2 separate regions of the Homo sapiens genome follow, and region 2 is linked to region 1. Evidence: chromatin loops called from intact Hi-C (ENCODE). Cell type or tissue: Caco-2. All regions are shown on one strand. Each heading gives the region's core, and the rest is flanking DNA. Links, peaks and the distances in the headings are about the cores only.

Region 1 (11,617 bases), core at 1,880-9,879:
CTGTACTAAGAAAAATTATTCTGCCTTGGGATGCTGTTAATCTATAACCTTACCACCAACCCCGTGCTCTCTGAAACATGTGCTGTGTCAACTCAGGGTTAAATGGATTAAGGGCAGTGCAAGATGTGCTTTGTTAAACAGATGCTTGAAGGCAGCGTACTCGTTAAGAGTCATCACCACTCCCTAATCTCAAGTACCCAGGGACACAAACACTGTGGAAGGCGGCAGGGCCCTCTGCCTAGGAAAACCAGAGACCTTTGTTCACATGTTTATCTGCTGACCTTCCCTCCACTATTGTCCTATGCCCTGCCAAATCCCCCTCTCCGAGAAACACCCAAGAATGATCAATAAATACTAAAAAAAAAAAAAAAAAAAAAAGACTGCCATGTCACTGGGAGGTAGGCTACAGCAGAAACACCATAGAGGCAACAGAAATCATTCTAATGGCACTACTAGTCTATAGCCAATATATTTGCTCCTAATCAACCTGGAAATGGCCCGTGAGTCCATCTGTATCCTAGGTCTAGAAAGACACAGGCCTAAACTCAATTATAGGAAAAGAAGCCACCTTAGTATAATTCCATTGCTCCCAAAAAAGATTAATTTTAATTTCAAAATGAATCCAGAGTAGGCAGAAACCAATTGCATCCAGAATCATCACATAAGACTTCATCTACACCTGGTTGGAAATATTTAAAGCAAGTCATAAAACATCACCACTTTAGTGATTCATCTAGATTGATTATTGTCCTTGAAAATAAGGGGATCTCTTGAGAAAAATAGGTGGATTAATGAAGTCACTTGCCTAAGTTGGAAATCAGGTAGTATGGCTTTAGAGTTTCTGCTCTGGACTTCTGTACTAAATAGTCCCTCCCTTAGTGGACTGCTCCATTCTCCTCCCTGCTGAGGAGAAACAAACATGTCTGACAAAGTAGAGGGCCCACTTGCATCCCACTGATAATCTCAACCATTCTTCTGAAGAACTGCCACTGCCGGCTCCTCTTACTTGTTCCAAATCTGGTTTGAGAGTGGTCACCTCATTCTATGCCTTCCTCGACATTGTGGTCAAGAGTGGTATGTCCTGTTTGGAAAACAGATACTGATTTCTGCACATGCTTTCTTTGGTCTGTCATATGTGTCTCTCAATTTGTAATTCAAATTGGACTTTATAATGGTAAACTTCTAAAGGGCAGGAACGTGTTTCCTAGCTTTGTGTGTGTGTGTGCATTTCCCACCATAATGAGCAAACCATAGTCGTTTTATGATGTTTTATTAATATGCACTTAAAGTTATTCTTTTGGTATGCCTGTGTATTTTTTGCATATGCTCTTACATAATAGTAAAGTATCGCATTTAGCAGAGAGGTAATAGACTTTTTTTTTTTTTTTTTGAGACGGAGTCTCGCCCTGTCGCCCAGGCTGGAATGCAGTGGTGCGATCTCAGCTCACTGCAACCTCCGCCTCCCGGGTTCAACCTATTCTCCTGCCCCAGCCTCCCAAGTAGCTGGGATCACAGGCGCGCGCCACTACGCCCAGCTAATTTTTGTATTTTTAGTGGAGACGGGGTTTCACTATGTTGGTCAGGCTGGTCTCGAACTCTTGACCTCGTGATCCGCCCGCCTGGGCCTCCCAAAGTGCTGGGATTACAGGCGTGAGCCATCACGCCCAGCCAGACTTTTATATTTAAAGCTTCCTTTTTTCATCCTCCAAGTTGTTCTGAAATTATCTAACATGATCCTCTTACTTTACTACCAGATACTAGTTCATCAGGGTGACATAGGATTTTATTTCTTACATCCTTTTTTGTTTTTGTTTTTAAGGATGGGGACTTCCTCTGTCACCCAGGCTGGAGCACAGTGGCACAATCATAGCTCACTATAACCTTGAGCTCCTGGGCTCAGGTGATCCTCCCATCACAGCCTCCTGAGTAGCTGGGACTACAGGTGTGCACCACCATGCCTGACTAACTTTCATACATTTTTACAAAATGAATTATGTAACACAACTTCACTAGCCTATGTGGGTCACCTTTCTCTATAATTGCTAAATAAAAAGGATAAGAGCCTTCATCCAAGGGAATGCAGGGAGTCTAGTCCCACCCCTAGATTTTATGAAGATAGTAAATTCTCATGTTTCACAAATCCATCATGGGTGTTTTGGGTCAACTCCCTCTGGGCTGCTACATCAGATTTCTCCACTGATCACGCTGGCTGGAGGCTATTTAGTCTCCCCAGAATATAGACACAGATTCCGCCAAAAACATAGAAATGGATGCCCTCAGACCAGCCTGGCCAATATGGCAAAACCCCATCTCTACTGAAAATACAAAAATTAGCCGGGTTTGGTGGCGCGCCCCTGTGGTCCCAGCTACTCAGGAGGCTGAGGCAGGAGAACTGCTTGAACCCAGAAGGTGGAGACTGCAGTGAGCTGAGATCATGCCACTGCACTCCAGCCTGAGCGACAGAGTGAGACTCCTTCTCAAAAAAAAAAAAAAGAAAGAAAGAAGAAATGGATCCCCCCACACCTTGAATTCAGAAAATACTACTAACCAACATTTTAGCATATTTTACTAAGGCTTGAAGAAGTTGCAAGGGATTATAATAAAGAAAAGGAAAATATGAATGTTTATGTGAGATGTTCATCCTAGAACCTAGAGTCTATTGGCATGCCATTTCAAAGGGACTCTTCAGGCAGACTCTTTCTTTGGGCCCCAGGCTTCTGGGATGTTCACAGAAACCATTTAACATTCTCAAGATAAAAGCTCTTCTTTTCTATCTCTCCTCTCACAAATAACATATCCCCAAGCCCTGTCTTAGGCTCAGCTAGAAGAGGCAGAGCCAGGTCATGTAACCAAAGTGTCTTCCAAGAGACAGTTACCCCCAAAAGAATTCAGCAGACTTAGTATCTATTTGGGGATGACTTTATCAATGGGCTTCCCCAAAGGTAATTGTGGGCACTTAATTTACAAATACCCACCTTTAAAAATTGCTATTTACTTAATTAATTTACAGATACTTTGCTCATGATATATGAGTCCTCTCTAAACAAAGGAAGGTGGTAAACCCCAAGACAAATACACATTCCCACCATTTGTGGAGGAGTTGCAGGGAGGAATGCTTGGTGGTTTCGAATATTTTATCCCCTTTTCCAACCATCGAGAATTTCTATCAGGACCCATAGTCCTAGATTACCGCCACAATAGCATCATTAACATTTTTAAAGCATGACTATTTCTATATGAGTCTTCCCTTCTTAGACAAAAAGGCATTAAAGGCTTGTATTTCCCTATTTTCTTACATTCAAGCACTATCCTATCACAATTAAACTTATTGGCTTATTCCTAAGAGCCTTCATGTTTGTATTCTTGGAGCATTAAACTGCCGTTAAATTTGGGAGGTATTAAGTTAGTAAGGGATTGGCTTACGAACCACTTCAGAAGTAGCCTTCAGAAAGGTATTTATTGCCAGGCATGGTGGCTCAGACCTGTAATTCCAACACTTTGGGAGGCTGGAGGATCACTTGAGCCTAGGGTTTCAAGATCAGCCTCTGCAACATAGCGAGACCTCGTCTCTACTAAAAATAAAAATTAAAAAATTACCTGGACTTGATGTCATGCACCTGCAGTCCCAGCTATTCAGGAGAGTGAGGTGGGAGGATCATGCGAGCCTGGCAGTCTGAGGTTGCAGTGAGCCATGATGGCACCACTGCACTCCAACCTGGGTGACAGAGTGAGAGCCTGTCTCAAAAAAAAAAAAAAAAAAAGAAAGAAAGAAAGAAAGAAACGAAAAGAAAAGCACTTATTACCAGGAAAAAGGGTAGGGGATATGCGGCATTTTGTTAGTAAAAGAGTCACTGAAAAAAAATCTGCGAACCACTGTTTCAAGGGAAGCTTGTACTTATTCACCCATTGAACTTTGTCATCTTCTGATGGGTGTGGTAGGCTTACTCATAAAGAAAAGAAAGACTCCTAGAAATTTCTCTATTCTTATCTTGAATTCTGGTTGTTCCTGCAATACAGAGCTAGTATTTAATTATTTGGTCTACTTTCTTTGTGTACTACAAATTCTGTAATATTGGGAACATTAACCAATTCAGTAAGAGTTGAAGGAAGAGAGAATACAGAGCTAGTATTTAATTATTTGGTCTACTTTCTTTGTGTACTACAAATTCTGTAATATTGGGAACATTAACCAATTCAGTAAGAGTTGAAGGAAGAGAGGGGACTTTACATATATACATACATATATATATATATATATATATATATATATATATATAGCCTTTGAAAGATTGCCAAAGGAGGGCAAAACAGTTTGGATACAGTCTCAATAAGCTTATCATATTTTAAATCTGCCTAAGAGCTTACGTGTAAACCTCAAGTTAAACAACAGTTGACATGCATGCATTCTGATAAAACTCGATTACCTAATACACTAAATTTCAGAACTGGTGGGAAAAAATAGATTTTTACTGGCAAAGTTATGTCTTTTTTTCAGCTGAAAATTAATACATGGAAGGATAATCTTAGGAAATGTCATTTGTTTTATATGCACGTATCTAACTCTAAAACAAACTTTATTGCTCCGTGTAATTATACAAATGCTGTATATGTATGTTGCTAAGTACTTAAAATCTTCATTGTAACTATAGTTGAACTTCTAATGAATACCCAGGGACAGCAAAGACATGTCTGAACAGGTAAATCAGTGCATAATTAAATGACATGCATGTCCTGTGTATTGCAATCTTTTAAAGCTCTGAGTACTTTCTATTACGCAATTTTTTAGAGCAGCTCTTTTTTTTTTTTTTACACAAACATGATAAGGACACAAAAGACTTATTTTCTTTTCCTCTGGCCACTGTGTTATGAGAACCTCATGTCTTACCACACCAACCCCCGCCCTTGACTGGATTGCCAGTAAAGACCAGATTTTTCCAAATATTATGTTCTAGCTGGATTTGCAACAATCATAAGTCAATCATTAGGAATCCTGTGCATATGGCAAACTTTTTTTTTTTTTTTTTTTTGAGACAGAGTCTTGCTCTGTCACCCAGGCTGTAGTGTAGTGGTGCAATCTCAGCTCACTGCAACCTCCGCCTCCCGGGTTCAAGCAATTCCCCTGCCTCAGCCTCCTATGTAGCTGGGACTATAGGTGCGTGCCACCATGCCCAGCTAATTTTTTCTATTTTAGTAGAGACGGAGTTTCACCACGTTGGCCAGGATGGTCTCGATCTCCTGACCCCGTGATCCACCCACCTCAGCCTCCCAAAGTGCTGGGATTACAGGCGTGAGCCACCTTGCCTAGCCGCGAAGTTTATTTTAATAGTATTTTGAACTGAAAATAAGCAAGCTTTTTTTTGTTTTCCCCAGACAGGGTCTTGCTCTGTCACCCAGGCTGGAGCACAATGGCACAATCATAGCTCACTATAACCTCGGACTCCTGGGCTCAAGGATCCTCCTATCTCTGCCTTCCAAGAGCTGGGACAACAGGTGAGTGCCACCACACCTGGCTAATTTTTTTTTTTTTTTTTTTTTGAGACAGAGTCTTGCTCTGTCATCAAGTTGGAGTGCAGTAGTACCATCTGGGCTCACTGTAACCTCCACCTCCCAGGTTTAAGTGATTCTCCTGCCTCAGCCTCCCGAGTAGCTGGGACTACAGGTGCGCACCACCACCCCAAGCTAATTTTTGTATTTTTAGTAGAGATGGGGTTTCACCGTGTTCGCCAGGATGGTCTCGATCTCTTGACCTCATGATCCGCCCACCTCGGCCTCCCAAAGTGCTGGGATTACAGGCGTGAGCCACTGCACCCAGCCTACCTGGTTAATTTTTTAAAAAATTTTTTTGTAGAGATGGAGATCTCACTATGTTGCCCAGGCTACTTGCCAACTCCTGGACTCAAACCATCTTCTCCCTTCATCCTCCCAAAATGCTGGGATTACAGATGTGAACAACCGTGCCCAACAGGAACATATTTAAAATTGTAATATCCAAAGAATACTACCATAGCTCAAGTTTGTTTTTATTCACATGTTCCACAGCATTCACTTTAAGTAAATATCCATTATTGTTTCCCAAATCCTTTTGGGGTCAGCAAATAATACTTTAAGAAAAAGTTTGTGGGGGAAAAAAGGAAATTTTAATTACTTTCCATGGGAAAGTTCCAAATGGAACAAAAGTGGTTCTTAGATATAATTTTACAAAACCCTTATAGCACGTTGAGGCTAAAGGCATTTATGCAATTACTAAGTCTACTGTATATGTGAGCAAACATGAGGGTAGAATAAGAATAGAGCTATTATGTTACTGTACCATTATTCTAGTGGTCTGCCTTTAATACCCAGAGACATCTTTGGAGAATGTCAAAATGTTCCCTTTATTATAACATTTTTTTCTTTCTTTTTCTTCTGATTAATAAGGTGGGTTGATAATATAAATTTTTAAATTTTTATTTTTATTTTTTGGAGACAGAGTCTCACTTTGTCACCCCGGCTGAAGTGCAGTGGCACAATCTCAGCTCACTGCAGTCTTGACCTCCCAGGCTCAAGCCATCCTCCTGCCTTAGCCCCACAAGTAGCTGGGACTATAGGCGTGTGCCACCATGCCTAGATAATTTTTGTATTTTTTGTAGAGACAGGTTTTTGCCATGTTGCCCAGGCTGGTCTCGAACTCCTGAGCTCAAGTAATTCGCCCACCTTGGCGTCCCAGAGGGCTGGGATTACAGGCATGAGCCCCACGCCGGGCCTATAACTTTTTAAAATTGTTATATCTAGTTCTTTGCTAGAGAAATTTTATTTTGATAAATGAGTTAATAATTATAATTTAATTATAATACAGAAAAGGTTTCAGTGGTATCCAAAAGGAAAGATTTGACTGATATATGAATGTGCTCGCTTCTGAAATAGAAGCAACAAGAAAATATAATCATTTTAACTAAGGCCAGACAATTGAGGCAAAGTATACGACCAATGGAATTGCCATTCAAGCATGGCAGGTATTTTGTTCCAGCATTCCCCATTTTCAGGTTAATCTTCAAATTTTTTTCCCCAAATGATTTCTCAGGGCTACGTGTCCCCTGCTTTGAAACAGCATGCTGTTGTTTCCATAACATGAAGTCTATTCTCTAGGGTGGCCAGATCTCAGCTGAGGGCAAATCATTCTCAGAATCATTGCTCTGTTCCCATGACCTGGACCTGATTAAACAAATTACAGTGGCAAGCCCAGAAGTATTCCTCCAACCAGTTAGGCAGAAACTTGGGACCTAAGCAAGAGACAAGGCACAGAGGAGAGCAACAAGGTGCAGCTAACTTTTTTTCTGGCAAGAATAAGAAAAGAAGATGGACACTGCAAACAAGGGCAGAATTCTATAAACCTTGATAGTGATGGTGAACACCAGCATGAAACAAATAAAGCATCATAAAATGACAAGCAATTACAGACTCTGCAGTAAGTAGATGAGCAAACCTGATATATTAACTAGTTCCAATGCTCCAAGTACAAAATTTATGTATGAATCTAACAAAATTAATAGAATAATAACAGTGCTTAAATTTTTTATTAAAAGCTGCCCATCAATGCAACTCTATCTTTCCTATATGTTGTTTTTATAATTCATTTTCTGTATCTCTGGGTCTAATTGGCCATAGTCCATCTTGTTTTAAAAGTTCATCATTCCAAGATCAATTCCACTGGTTAAAATAGGCAATCTTTCCACAACTTGTAAACATAAAACTTGCCTGGAAATAGCCTGCTTTCCTTCCCTTTGTAGATGTTAATCAAACTTAACAGCATAGACTTGAAATTCAATTCAGTTTGGCTAGACATGAATTCAACTGACTTTAACATTTTAAATGATAAAAAATAATAAAACCAGTAATACAAAAGAGGATCTAGACATTGCCTTATCAATACTCAAAATGGATATTTACAAGTGTTTCCCAAGTAAGGCAAGTCGTAAGTATTTGATTTAATAATAGTATGCTGTTCCACAACTAGTGTATATTGAGGAATTGCATCCATAGACAACTCCAAGGTCAAAGTCCTTATAATATCATCTTTATACAGTTAAATGGATTAATTAGCAAAAAGATATTGATATCCCGTCTTGAGAATATAATAATTCAGGCAAGCTACAGTCAATCAATTTGTGTATTTGATAATTATGTATTGGGCACCAATGTGTATCAGGCCCCAGTTAGGGCCTAAAAATCACCACAGATAAAACCAATATGTTCCACACTCATTATAAGAAGAAAGGAGCTTTCAGCGGTAGAGAAAGCTTTGCTTTTCCACAGGTCTCCCATCGTTTGTGAGGAAGAGCTAGTTCTCATTTTCTCTAAATAGGGAGGCTTAAGACTGTGGAGAAAAATGAAATGAGAAGAGAGTAGATACTGATATTTCTATGTGGGGCAGAGGATGTACAAACACCTATGCCCTGCCTTTTGTCTGGAGATTCCAACAAAAATGAGGATATGGGATGAGACAATGGCACAGGCATAGAAATTAAACAGGGGAGGTTTCAAAGACTCCCATGCTTATCAAGGCAGTCCGTTGTTAAAGACCAAAATCATTAAGGCTTTGTTAACCACATTTTTTGTTGTTTTAGGGGCTCGTGTTTCTCTCAAGCCTAGTGTGCTCTCTGTTCATCTTATACATTAAAAAATAATAAGCAATAGGAAAATTGTGTCCTTAAAGATAGTACAGACCGGGCACAGTGGCTCACGCCTGTAATCCCAGCTTTTCGGGAGGCTGAGGCTGGCGGATCACCTGAGGTCAGGAGTTCAAGACCAGCCTGGCCAACATGGTGAAACCCTGTCTCTACTAAAAGTACAAAAATTAGCCAGGCATGGTGGCACACACCTGTAATCCCACCTACTCGGGAGGCTGAGGCAAGAGAATTGCTTGAACTCAGGAGACGGAGGCTGCAGTGAGCCGAGATCATGCCACTGCACTCCAGCCTGGGCAAGAGAGCGAGACTCTCTCTCAAAAAAAAAGAAAAGAAAAGTTAGTACATATTTATTTTTCCTTGAATAATTCTATCTTTATAGCTTATACCTCTAGCTCATAGTAGCCATCAACGTAGTAATGCTATTTTTTCTTAGACATTAATATGACTTATAAGCATCTTTTATTGGATAATAACAACAAAAAAACTTGTTTGTGAAGTGTCTTATAGTTTACAAAACACTTTCACCTACATTATCTCATTTGATTAATGACTCTGGCAGGTGGCCTGGGCAGCCATATTTATCTTTGCTTTGTAGAAACCAAGACTTAAAGACGTTATGAAACACCTAAGGCATCACAGTGAGTTACAAGTAGAGCTGAGATTTAAACCTAAATCATGTGTCTTCAAGCCTAGATCATGTGATCCTACTTTAATTTCTTCTTTCCGTGGTCTGTCTCCCATAAGAAGTAAATTATGGTACCATGGCATTTAGCCATCACTGCTTTAGATGTTGCTAAGGCAAATGGTTTTTATCCCATCTTTAGTTAGCATCATATAAGCAATAGGTAATAAGTAAAAAGTCGCTAGCTACTCCTATGCATTAAGGAACCTGAAAGAAAGGGTTAATCATTATGTAAAGAATATTATGAACGGCCTAAAGAGAAGAAAGAAAATAAAAGAGCAATGGCCCCTTATAAAAGGTTTATTAAGAGAAGAGCATTTAATCTGAAATTTTAATAAAATAATTATCCTCTTAGTGATTGGCTAATATATTAATCTTGCTGGAGTAATGTTTTTATCTTCTAAAAGATATCTGTTTGATAAAATGGGCTGAGGATAAAAAATTTAAGCTATTTTTAAGTCACTGAGCTTTTCAGTGACTCTTGACGCCAGGTCCCCATTTGATGCCTTATTGTACTATTCACTAAAAGCAACATGGTCAGCCACTTAGAACACCACTTCTGGAAAGTTGCCTTGGTTTCCCTCCACATTTTCAGATATTCAAATTAATAGAATAATTTTTGAAATTTTTCCTGTTTAACACAATTCACCAATAGGTATAGAGCACCAGATGCCAGGCACCAGGACATACAAAGACCAATAAAACTTATTCTATGACCTCAAGAAGTTTGCAAGAGCAACTTCTATATGTATAGCAATGTTTACTTAGGGCCTACATTTATATCTAGTCAATAACATTTTGAGCTGAATTATCAGCACTTTTCCCTTTTCTAACAATGCTTCCCACCTAGGAGATGGGCCCTGTGACTCTCATTGTCACTAATTCCAGCAACACAAGATGTGATCAGGTCTGGACAGTGGACCAAGCTGGACTAATTAGATTCATCCTCCTGCCTTTTGAATAAGGACGCAGAGAGTCTTGTAAATGAGCTCTGGGTTATGGATCAGCTAGACTCAGGAAATGAGGGCTCTGGATTGGCTAGGCATGATTTTAGAGTTGCCAGATAAAATACAGGCATGCTATATTTTTGCTTGTCAAATCTGGCAACTGTACATGATGTGCCATATAAAAGTGGAGTTAAGAAAGCTATTCTGCAAAAAGGAGTAGAAACGTAGAAATAGCAAAAATTAACAACTATGGTGAAAGTGTAGTGGGGAAGAGGATAAGTTTCAGGAAAAGAAAAAATATCCCAAGAGTTGCCTCAGTCACTGACAACTTTCCAGTCCTCAGCTCCAGTCCCTCAAGGAATGTGGCTGCATTTCTTGCCCTTGAGTTCTGTAAGATACCTTGACTGTTTATAAGAGATTTTTTTTCTTTAGATAGCTTAGAAGAAATATGTTTCTCGTATCAAACATGTCCAAAGGCATACATAATGTTGTCACACTTTGAGAAAAAGTTTTTATTATTTCACAAATGTTAAAGAATTCACAGAGTCCATGAAATAGATGAATAGGAAACTTGTTTCTTATTTACCAAGTAGGAAAGTTTGCCTCAAATACAATGAGATGTCTGGATCAGTACGTCTAAAATTGTGCATTTGGAAACCTGCATAGGTCTCCTTGGTTTCCTTAGAAGTATAGTTAATGAGTAATGTACATTCCCTAGGTGTTATTCTAAAATGTTGTCCCCAAAGTAAAAAGTATCCACAGGATAAAGTTAGACTTTAGGCATAATTCAATTTCAATTATGTTTATTCCTCCTCTTCCTTTTTCTTGTCTCTTTCTTTCTCCTTCTCTTTTTTCTCCCTTGTCCCATTCTCTAATCTCCCTGGCTAAATTCCTCCAGAGGAAAAAAAAAAAAGGCCATCAAAAAAGTCACTAACACCTCAGTGTAAATGAGTTGAAAGTGCTATTCGCACTTGTAGTATTTGCACTTTAAAAGAAGACCTTTAAGAGAGGGGAAGCCAACAGAATATTTCTGGGCTTCCCAGAACAGCAAACTTACTATAGTGCTATGGACAACAACCTATACACAACCCTATTTAATGTGGTGTTTATATTAAATTAATATTAGATCATGGGGTGAGACAGGTCATCATGGTGAATATTCAAAAAATCTTCTTGGTCTGGGTCCATCTACCCAAATTGGGACATGGCTAGGACTGGAGATGACTTTTACTGGTGTGGATCTAGGAAAAGGATCCATGGATATGTAAGCTAGGGACAGTCATCAATGTCAACGGAGCAATGGCCCAACTCCCAGAAGAACA
Region 2 (11,617 bases), core at 1,550-9,549, 87 kb before region 1:
GTGGAGATTTTGCAGCTTGGGGAGCGCTGTAAGAAAGTATGCTGGATAGAGAAGTGCCATTTGCACAGAGGTCACTGTAAGGCAGCTTGCGCCCAGCAGCTCTCAAAAACACTTAAATGCAATAGCGCTAGAGTGATTTTGTGAATACATGTGAATCCCAGGAATGGCTAGGGAGTTTTACAGGTTGTACCAGTGGTAATCAGCCAGCTAACAAAATAAAGATATATGCTAACATGGCCTCATTTGTAACTAAAGCCGCCGAAATTTGGGGATATTTAGAATATAGTCATAAATACGTAAATGAAAGCACTTCTGATTCAAAGTTAACCATTCTAATTGGTATGTGTACAATTTCACTTAACAGTCTGAAGTTTTCAGGTATTTGGACGCCAGAACATCACCTTTAATTTGATACATATCTCTCCTTTCTTGATTATTCATCCTACCCAAACTGAAAACAGCAAAACACATTTATTGAGAGTTCTCTTTTCGAGAAACTACATTGAGCAGTGTAGAAGAATAAAAAATGGAATAAACAATGTTCCCTCAATGAACACAAAATGTATTTGGGGATACGAGATGACACATAAAAGACAATTAAAATAGGTTAAAAACATATGTTTATATGCACATAAAATACTTCTGGAAGAATTTGTAAATACAGTGGTTTTGTCTACAAAGGAGGACTTTAAGACAGGGGTAGATGTGAAACTTTCTTTTCACTCTTAGCCATTTGCACAATTGGAACTTTTTTGCCAACCTCTTTCAAGAAAAAAAAATAATTGAGTTGTATTTTTCTAAAGTACAAAATGGAGGATTATTAAAACCTAGCTGTAACCTGAACAAAAGCACAGACGTTTTGAGTCAGACAAACATGACATTGTTAACTGAGCTAAAGCCAATTGAGCCTTTCAGAATTATCTGGTTCTTTTTGGTAAATGTCTGTGATCTCTGGCACTTAACAGTAGATGAGAACTCTACCCACAGTCTTACCAAAAGATAGGATGTTATAATAAAGGCAAATCTCAGACCAAATATTGTGGCAAATGCAAATTTTTATTAGGAAACAGGCACTAAAAATGCCATACAACCTCTAAGGTTGGTGAAGTCCCATCTCAGATGTTAGGCCCTCAAACATCTGTCTTGCAAGAATGTGGGAATATTTTAGCATTAGAATCAGCTAATCTTCTACTTGAATTAGACAACGGCATTTTCCATTAAGTGGTAGATGGATTAAATGGAATCCTTGGCCTGAGGGCTTCTTCAAAGAGCTTTAGGCCAATGGGCTCCTTAGTTCTTATTAATATGTAATATTATGATGCAATATTGTTATGCAACATTTATAGAGGTGTCTTTATATGATTTTGGGTCAACAAACATATTTTAAATACCACTTATTTCACCAACTAACAATGATTTCCAACAGAGGCAGCACAGTATGATGATAAAGAATGTAGGCTCTGCAGTCAGGCTGTCTGGGTTCAAATCTGTCTGTACCACTTACTAGCCACATAACCTTGAACAAGTTATTTAAACTCTCTGTGCCTCTTTTCTCTCATCAGTAAAATAGGAATCATAACTATGCCTACCTTGTAGAGTTATTATGAGAATTAAATGAGATGATATTCGCAAATTGCTTAGATCAGGGTCTGGCATATAATAAATGTTCTATGAGTATTTATAAATATATTAAATAAGTAACCTTTATGTTAATTAGTGAACTCTCTAGCAATGATTCTGATAGTAATATCAGGTTTTCTTGCAGCCTCGTGAGATACATACAGATAGTGACACCATGTAGAATAAAGGGAAGGTATGATTACTGATCATTATGAAATTCTAGGTTTCCCTAAGAATTAGTGTTCCCTTCTGTAATACAACCTCCTGCATATGCAGGTGTTATTGGCCCTCTTAGTGTCACCCTGTGGTAACTAGATTTTGGGGAACTGCTGAAAAAATGCTGATACTTTACTGCTATTGCTGTGAGTAATGAACTCTCCATCTCTGACTGAGAGTCTTGTGTCTTCTGCAGCATCCATGAAACTATAGCAGATAAACTTAAGTTGCAAGTAGGGTAAAATCTCAGCCCTTCACATTCTTGACAATTTTAATGGTATATTATTAGCCAATGTATGCCAATACGTTAGAAAAATTAGATGAAATCAACAAACTTCTTGAAAGATACAGCCTACCAAATTGCTTCATGACATTGGGAAAAGCAGATCTTTCTTGAACACGTCACAAAAAACACTGCCCTGCAGAGGAAAAATAAATAAATTAGACTTTAAAAAATTATGATTTTTGCTATTTGAAAGACATCATCAAGAAAATGAAAGGGCAAGGCACAGACTGGGAGAAAATATTCATAACTGATATGTCTCACAAAGTACTTGAACCCAGAATACATAAAGAACACTTCCAGCTCAGCACGAAGTCAAACAACTAAATTTTTTTAATGGGCTGAATATTTAAACAAAAATTTACAAAAAGACATATGAATGCCTAAGAAGCACATGAAAATATTCCCTACATCATTAACCATCAAGGAAATGAAAAATAAAACCATAGTGGGCTGTAACTACATTTCCCTACAATGACTAAAATTGAAAAGACTGGCAATACCGTCTGTTGGCAAGAATGTGAAGCAACAGGAACTTTGATAAATTTTTGATGGAACTGTGAAATGGTATACTCACTTAGAAAACTAATTTGTTGGTTTCTTATGGGGGTTAAATGTATACTTACCATATGACTCAGAATTTCTACTCCTAGGCATTTTCCCAAGAGAAATAAAAACATTTGTAAATATGTAAACGTCTACAAAATTTTTTATAGCAGCCTTATTCAAAATAGCCAAAAAATGGAAACCAAAGAACATCAAAAGGTGAATAGGTAGACAAATTGCGCTATACCCATATAATGGAATACTATTTAGCATTAAAAGGAAAGAACTGCTAATGTACATGCTGCATGAATAAATCTCAAAACCATGATGCTGAGCAAAAAAAGCCAGAAACCAAAGTGAACATACTGTATGGTTCCATTTACACAAAATTTTATTTTATTGTATTTGTTTGAGATGGAATTTCACTCTTGTTGCACAGGCTGGAGTGCAATGGTACCATCTTGGCTCACTGCACCCTCTGCTTCCCAGGTTCAAGTGATTCTCCTGCCTCAGCCTCCCAAATAGCTGGGATTACAGGCATGCACCACCATGCCTGGCTAATTTTTTGTATTTTTAGTAGAGATGGGGTTTCACCATGTTGGCCAGGCTGGTCTCAAACTCCTGACCTCAGATGATCCACCTGCCTCGGCCTCCCAAAGTGCTGGGGTTACAGGCATGAGCCATCACACCTGACCTTACACAAAATTTTAAAACAAGCAAAACTAATCCGTAGTGACAGAAATTGGGTCATTGAGCCTGTGAGTGGAGGATTCACTGTAAAGAGGCATGGAAAAGCTTTTGGTGTTATAGAAATATCCCATATCTTGTTGGGATGATGATTATAGGGAGATTATATATACACACGTGTGCACAGACACACACTCACACATATCTATATATGTCAAAGTTCCTCAAGGACTCTTAAAATTAGTGCACTTTTTTTAAATATATTATACCCAAAGTAATTTTTCTGTGAAATCATCATCACTCTCACTAGCTATAAAAGATTCAATGGGTTTTAACCTCACTGAACTTTGATCTTTAAAATATGAGTAATACTATCTAATTTACTGTACTGGCAAAAGAAGTATATTAAATAATTCATATAGACCATTTAGCACAATGCCTGGCTCATATTAAGAATAATAATAATGTAAACTAAATAACTGCTGAGAGGGTTAAGAGTAGTATGGATGGTGTTATCCATTAAGGTTCCCTGGGAAAAGGATTTCTAAGATGACCATTAAAGAAATTATTAGAGAGAACATTCTGTATAAGAAAATCATGCAAAAGCACCAAGGAAAAATTACTAAGATGAGCATAGCAATCAGCAACCCATCAGGTGTTTTTGGCTAGGTCAGACAAGCCATGCCCAATCATAGCGAAAATTCAGAAAGAGGCAGAAAGAGGTATGGAAGGAGAGAGGAAGAGAGGTAATAAACCCAGAGATAGGAAAAATGGGCTAGAAAATAATAAGACATAGTAGAACCAAGTAGAGAAATGATGTATAGAGACTGGTGTTTGAAGTAGGCTGTTTTGAAAAGAATATGTAAAATGAATAGCAGCAAGGCATGAATTGAGACCAAGAAACGAAGTAGAAACCTATCACTCTGCCATGTAAGAGGAGACAGGCTTAAATTACAAAAGAGAGAAAAGTAAGAGAATTCAAGAGATGTTATAAGGAAATATTTGCAGAAATTGCATCTAATCAGAGGAAAAAAAAGGAGTTGTAAATAACTTCAGTCTTAAATTGGAAAAAAAAATAGGTTGTCTCTAACTAATGCTCAAGTATACAATATGTGCAGGATGAAAACAAAAAGGAAAACTTAGAAGAAAAAAAGAAGCACTTTTAAAGGAAAACAGAAGAGATGCTAGAGATTGTGACAGTCGTTAGTGCTTGCATTAGTTTACTCAGGCCGCTGTAACAAAGTACCAGAAACTGGGTGGCTCAGATAAGAGAACGTTATTGTCTCACAGCTCTAAAGATCAAAGAGTCAGCAGGGTTGGTTTCTTCAGAGGATTGTGAGGGGAACTTTGCTCCATGCTGCTCTCCTAGTTTCTGGTGGCATGCTGGCAACCTGGCATTCTGTGGCTTCTGCTGCATCACCATGATCCCTGTCTTCTTCTTCACATGGTGTTCTTCCTGTATGCATATCTGTGTTCAAATTTCTCCTTTTCACAAAGAAACCAGTCATATTAGATTAGGGGCCCATTCCTATTCAGTATGACCAGAGGAGCAGAGGAACAGAGCGGCAGAGAGCGGTGGAAAGTGGCAGGGAGGCCCAGCAGCGAAGGAGGGAGGAGGCGCGTCTCAATATCCGCCAGAACAGCGGGACTCCAGGGGATGATCACTTTCCCACTCCATACCCCCACTTCCGGCTCCCCTTCCATCTTGCTGAGAGCCACCTCTACCATTCAATAAAATCTTGCACTCATCCTTTAAGCCCACATGTGTTCCAATTCTTCGGGTACACTGGGCAAGCACTCAGAATACAGAAAGCTGTCACACTGGCCCTCTGCGCTTGCCATAAGGCGGAGGGTCTACAGAGGTGATTAACCCAAGCCGTCTGCAGCCGACAAAGCTGAAAAAGCACAGGCCCTCTTGGGCTTCAGGAGTCTCAAACACCCACCCCTAGATGCTGCCGTGGGGCTGGAGCCCAAAAGCTCACGGCCTCTGCACCTGCCTGTCTGCATGCTACCCCTAGGGGTTTGCGCAGTAGGCGATGGAAGAAGCAAGCCACACCCCTGTCGCATGTCCTGCAAGCAGGATAAAGAAACTCTCCAGTTTCAGTTGTGTTTTTTCTCAAAAGAATATTAATTGGGGAAGTGACCACCTGTGAGTCAGCTATCACTTCATGTTTTAATAAATAAAGACTAAAAATACTAAAAACAAGTGAGACCAAAAGAGCTTTGTTTCTACCATTCTGCTTTGACGAGCAATGTGGCAGATTGTTCCTTTGGTACTTCTTGCTCCAAGTGAACCATACCTTCCTGGGTAGTCCCTTCCGACCTTGACTTTGGGATTGACCATTTGGTTGGCTTTGGCCAACGGTATTTTCGTTGGCATAATGAAAATAGAGACTTGCACATCAGGGCTTGTCCTTTTAGAATGCTTGTTCTTGAAACACTCCCTCTTGAAAACCAGAGACCATACTGTGAAAAGCCCACCCTAGCCACGTGGAGAGGCCACCTTGAGGGCCATCAAGACCCTGCCTGACAGCCCAGCTTAGTCCTGGCAAGCACCAACTTTAGCCATATGAGTGAGCCTTCTAGGAACTAGATCCTTAGACACAATCAAGCTTCCAGGACGGATACCGTGTGAGATGGAAATGAACTATCCCATCAAGCCCCCTTCAAATTGCAGATTTAAAAACAAATACATTACTCTTGCTATTTTAAGACACTAATTGGTTATTTTTTAATATAGCAATGGAGAACCAAAACAATCAATAGATGCTTTTTATAATAATTAGCTGGAAAATAAGAAATTATCTTTGTGTATTAATAACTCCTTGTTCTTCAGTAAAAAAATACCTTAGCATGATAGAGCCAAGATCATCAACTCTGAAACAAGACATAGTTAGGTTAAAACTCTAGCTCTCATACAATATATACACATGGACATAGAGTCTGGAATAATAGACATTGAAGACTCCATTTGGGAGGGAGGGAGGGGAGTGAGGGATAGGAAATTACTTAATGGGTACAATGTACTTTATTCAGGTGATGATTACACTAAAAGCCCAGATTTTACCACTACACAATATATCGGTGCAACAAAACTACACTTGTACTGTACCCCTTAAATTTATACAAATAATACTTTTGTTTTGTTTTGTTTTGAAGACAAGATCTCAGTTTGTAGCCCAAGCTGGAGCACAGTGGCACCATCAACACTCACTGCACCCTTGACCTCCTAGGCTCAGGTGACCCTCCTGCCTCAGCCTCCTGAGTAATTGGGACTACAGGCATGCACCACCAAGCCCGGGTAATTTTTGTATTTTTGTAGAGATGGGGTTTTGCCATGTTGCCCAGACTGGTCTCAAACTCCTGAGCTCAAAAGCAATTCACCCACCTCAGCCTCCCAAAGTGCTGGGATTACAGGTGTGAGCCACCATGCCCAGCCAAATACTCCTTGGGAAAAAAACAAACAAAACCTCTAGCACTGTCACTTACCGTCCGGGCAACCTTGGACAAAAATCCCAACCTGTGAACTACAGTTTCTTCATTCATACAATAAACATAGAAAGAACTCCCTCTGAGACTTATTGCGAAGATTAAAAACAATGATTCCATATAAAGTACCTGAAATAAAGTCTGCATTCAATAAATGGTAATAGCAATTGTTATTATCAATTTGTTATAATTAATTATTAATCATTCATCAAATGTTTATGGAGCATCAGCTACGTGACAAGCATATGGTAGGTGATGGGAATACGAAGACAAGCCTATCCAGCACTATGCTTTCGGGGCTCTTAAAGTCTACTAATTGTAAGTTTAACAGAGCGAAGCTACAGGTTTTGTTAGAAAGCCTAACTGGGAAACCTATCTGAGATGGGTTGTCTGGGATGGTCACTATGAAAACATTTAAACTGAGTCCTAAAGAATAAGGAGGTATTCACCAGGAGAAGAATGCTGGAAAGAATGGTATGGACAGAAAGAACAGTATCTGAGACTCTGAAGCATGGAGGTCTTACGCATTCAAGGAGCTGAAAGAAGGCCACTGTGGCTTGAGTCTGGTTAGCAAGTAGAGAGTCATATAAAGGAGACCTTGAGACAGGTCTCATGTTTTTAATAGCTAACCTAGAGCCTTTGTCCTAAGAGACTGGGCATAAAAGTGATATGACCCTGGTGTTACCAATTGCCAATGATATGTAAATATTACCTAGGAAGTAAAGGCTAATGACTCGTGAAGCAATCATTTCCAAAGGTTGGCCCACAGGTTGGCGTCATGCTATGAATAATAAGTTTTAGAGTTTGGAGGTGAGATAAGAAAAATAAGCACAATGTAGAGAGTTCTTAATAAAGGGAAACATATTCCATTTTGAATTTTATAGTTATGTCCTTACATGAAATAACAGTAATAACAGTTGGTTTTATTTTCCACATTCGTATCCAGAAAAATAAAAAGGTAGCTACTCTATTGCACTCCAAAAGTGGCTATTTTCACCTGACTTTGGCTGTCTCTTTATATTCTGTGAAATCCACAACTCCGGGAGCAATTGCCTGTAAAGGTAACAGTGTCTAGATTCATTCCTATGTTAAATAGTTGGCTATTCTGAAAGGGTGAATAGTGTAGAGCATCCAGTAGAGAGAAGTGGAACCTCCTGCATCATTAAGCTGAAACTATTGAATCTTTGCTTGAAATTTTTGATTATTAAAAAAAAGTACATCAGGGATTGTAGATTCATATTCATATTCACACACATATAATATTCTTTATGTAGACAATGCATTAAGGAAACAGCACTGTAATTTTTCCATGAAATATAAATGCCAAACTCATGCATAATTTATACAACATAAAACCATCAGACCATGTACTTTGGGTGTTTAATTATGATCCCTTGGTTCTTCCTGATGAGCGCCATTAATCAGTCCAATCAGTGTCTGAAATGTCCTATTTCTATTTACAAATAAACCCCTAAATGGAGGTGTTAAAATAAACTTCATTGAAATGTGCTTTTGCATGAAGCATTTCTCAACCTAAATATAATAAAAGGAATTTAAGAGCAAATAAATGATTGACACAAACAATAATTATTTTATCCGAGATTTTTAGAGATACATGGAAAACTATATATTTAAGCATCTTAACCTTTTGCTCAAGCAAAACTTTCTGCTGTTTAATTAGTATGTGGCTCTTTCTTAGAGAAACTCTGAAGCTGCCTCTTTAATACTGATAAATTTAGAAGGGAACTTCATGATTTAATTTGATGGTGTATTAGTATAGTCTGCCCCATGGCTTTCTAAAGGCTAGAGCAACGTCTCAATGTTTTCACATTTTCTAATTCCCCAAGAACCTCCCCATGTTTTCAAAGAGAAATAAATTAGGCTAGGACAGACTGTAAGCCTTAAGAGCTGGATTTTGTTTTCTCTTTACAAATCTTATTCTACGTCTGCTCCATTGCATCACCATAACAACACAGATCTGTGGAACATTTCCAAATGGCTTGAAAGGACATTTTATCCACAAAGCCTGCAAGCATTTATAAGGTATACATTACCATCTGTTTCCTTAAAAGTAGACTGAAAACCTGATTTGAGTCTGCTGCTATCACACCAGAAGCAGCATTGTCATTTGTTAAGATGCACCATTGTCTCCTCTCTAGCAGCAGATCAGGCTCAGCCAGAGATGTCTCCAAACCACATCCACAACTCTTCGTGGCAGGACCTTCTATCAGTCACTGGGCGCTCTCAATTATGTCTTGACTCTGCAATCCCTCTGTATAGTACACTGTAGTGCTGTGCTTGATGCTTTGCAAATATCATCTGGTAATTTCATCTATAAGTGTATTTCAAATGTCAGTTAGCATATAACTATTACTACTGCTGCTCCTTATTTCCCAGTACTTTTATTCACTTTATATCCTCAATAAATATTTGCAAAATAAATGATAGATAGTAGTAGTTAATACAGTAGCATGAATCTTAAGCTTGAACTAAGTTTGAGTCCTATCTCTGTCACCTATTAGCTGTGAAACTTTGGACAAGTTATTTAAAGTCTCTAATCCTCCAGTTCTTCATCGGTAAACCAGAGATGTCAGTATCTCTTTCACAGGCTTCTCATAAAGGTAAAACATTATTATTATGGTAGGCCAAGTGCCCAACACATAATAAAGGTCCAATAGCTATTTGTTTGTGTAATTATTGTTCATTCCATTCATTCAACAACTACTTATTGAGCACCTACTATGTTCTTGGCATGTTCTAAGGGTTGAATAATGAGTGGTGAATAAGTTACATATGGCCGTTGCATTTTAGGGAGTTTACACATTTGTAGGGGAGACATATGATAAACAAATAAATCAGTATGTAATTACAAATAATGATAAAAGCTACGAAGGAGACAGGGTGCTATGATTGAGAACACCAGAGTAAGGAGAGCCTACTTAAATGGGGTAATCAGAAAAGGCCTCCTTGAGGAGCTCATGTTTAAACTGCAATGAGGAAAATGCCCTGTGAAGACTGGGAGAGAGCAGAGAGCAGAGGCGGAGCAGGAAAGCACTCAGCAAACTGACAACGACGAAGGACCCAAGGGTCTGGAGCAATGCTCAGTAAGAAAAGCTGCCAAGGCTGAAAGACCTTCAGAAGCCAGAGTATTCAGTCTTGTAGGACATGGGACGAAGTTTGGATTTTCCTCTAACTTCAGTGAGAAACCATTGAGAGGTTTTAATGAGAAGAGTGTCATGATTTGATTTCTGTTTTTAGGAAATGACTCTGGCTACCTTGTGATAATTTGAAAAAATACAAAAGTGGATAGACAAGTTAAGAACCCATTGCAATAATCCAAGCCAGAGATGATGGTGACTTGGACTTAGTGGCAAGGGTGATGGAGAGATGGAATAATTTCAAGCATATTATAAAGATTTTAAAAATCGAATCTCAGCCAGGCACCATGACTCCCACATGTAATCTCAGCATTTTGGGAGACTAAGGTAGGCAGATCACTTGAGCTCAGAAGTTCGAGACCAGCCTGGCCATCATAGCGAAACCCCACCTCTACAAAAAATACACAGAATTAGCTGGGCATAGTGGCGTGAGCCTGTAGTCCCAGCTACTTTGGGGGCTGAGGCAAAAGGAGCGTTGGAGCACAGGAGGTTGAGGCTGCAGTGAGCCAAGATCACACCACTGCATTCCAGCCTGGGTGACAAAGTGAGACCCTGTCTCAAAAAAAAAAAAATTAATTTCTTCAAGATATTAAGATATTGACTGGAGGAAAGGAGTATTTTTTGTGTTTGAAATAGACTTACTCCTGAATGTATTCACTCCTGGAACTATCACCAGTTAGCCTGTAGGCTCTCCAAAAGGGAATGTGGCAGAGGAATAATTTTTAGACATTGACATCAAATATTGTCTGATAACCATTCAGTTATTCTCTTGCAACCTTCTTCTCCATCTCAGAAACTTACTCAACACATTGTCTTATTTATATCCCTATTCCTCAAATCCTGCACTAAGACTTGGGGAAAGGCAAAAATGCTTCATCATCAGGGAAACTTTAGTCTTAGCACCAAGTTGAGCTGCTAGTAATATGTGAAGTCTTGTTTTATTCTCATCAAATGCAACAAAAATTACTGAACCTCCTTATATGAAACTTGTCTTTTGGCTTACTCAGAAGCTTCCAGAATTCCCCATAACTTAGAGTGATTTTTTTTTTAAGATTAATTTTTTGGTCGTAAATACATATGTGCTTATGCTCATTCCTTTGTAAACACACCAACAGATGACATAGAATATTTTGTTGCATAATGATTAAGACTGAATTTGGCAAGAACTCAAATATGAAGGGTTATTCTTAGAAAAACAAGTTCAGTGACGGGACTTTAAAACTTCTAATAATCTATACCAAATGAACACATAAGGAAGTCCACAATATGACTTGTAGATATCAATTTAAAGCCATATATACCTGAAATAAGAATCTTGTGCATTCACTCACAGATACTATCTCAGCACTGTGAAAGAATATGAGTGATTCCATTTTTCTCCCTTTTGGGGAGTGGATTCTGCAACTAGTATCAATCACTACTTTGTGCATATTCCATCAAAATGCATGCTACCAAGATATGCAATGAATTTTGACCACTTAAACATCTTTGCGGGAATTTTCTCAATAAGTGGGAGCAATGAAATTCTACTGCTCCTAATATGTGCAGAAAATAGGTAATAAGCGGATTCTTTAGAAAATATCACTGGGTAATTCTGATGGCCAGAAGCCCAGCATGA

What was found. A loop is a pair of places that touch in the nucleus more often than their neighbours do. Peaks named below come from ENCODE experiments on the same cell type or tissue, not always from the same donor. Only the 100,000 strongest peaks of a DNase experiment are listed, where the experiment ranks them.
Region 2: a loop joins it to region 1, with 4 times the contacts of the local background. A loop is called at or near these places in 1 of 110 quality-filtered maps.

What each region holds. Positions count from the first base shown.
Region 1 is chr12:19,092,391-19,104,007 of GRCh38, forward strand. No RefSeq gene overlaps it. Among named protein-coding and RNA genes, the nearest start is that of PLEKHA5, 32 kb to the right of the region's middle. RefSeq lists a silencer at 112-312. In Caco-2, for the core only: no CTCF peak of the experiment used is centred there; a DNase peak (open chromatin) is centred at 4,901; H3K4me3 peaks cover 219 bases.
Region 2 is chr12:19,005,606-19,017,222 of GRCh38, forward strand. No RefSeq gene overlaps it. Among named protein-coding and RNA genes, the nearest start is that of PLEKHA5, 120 kb to the right of the region's middle. RefSeq lists an enhancer at 1-357. In Caco-2, for the core only: no CTCF peak of the experiment used is centred there; a DNase peak (open chromatin) is centred at 4,606.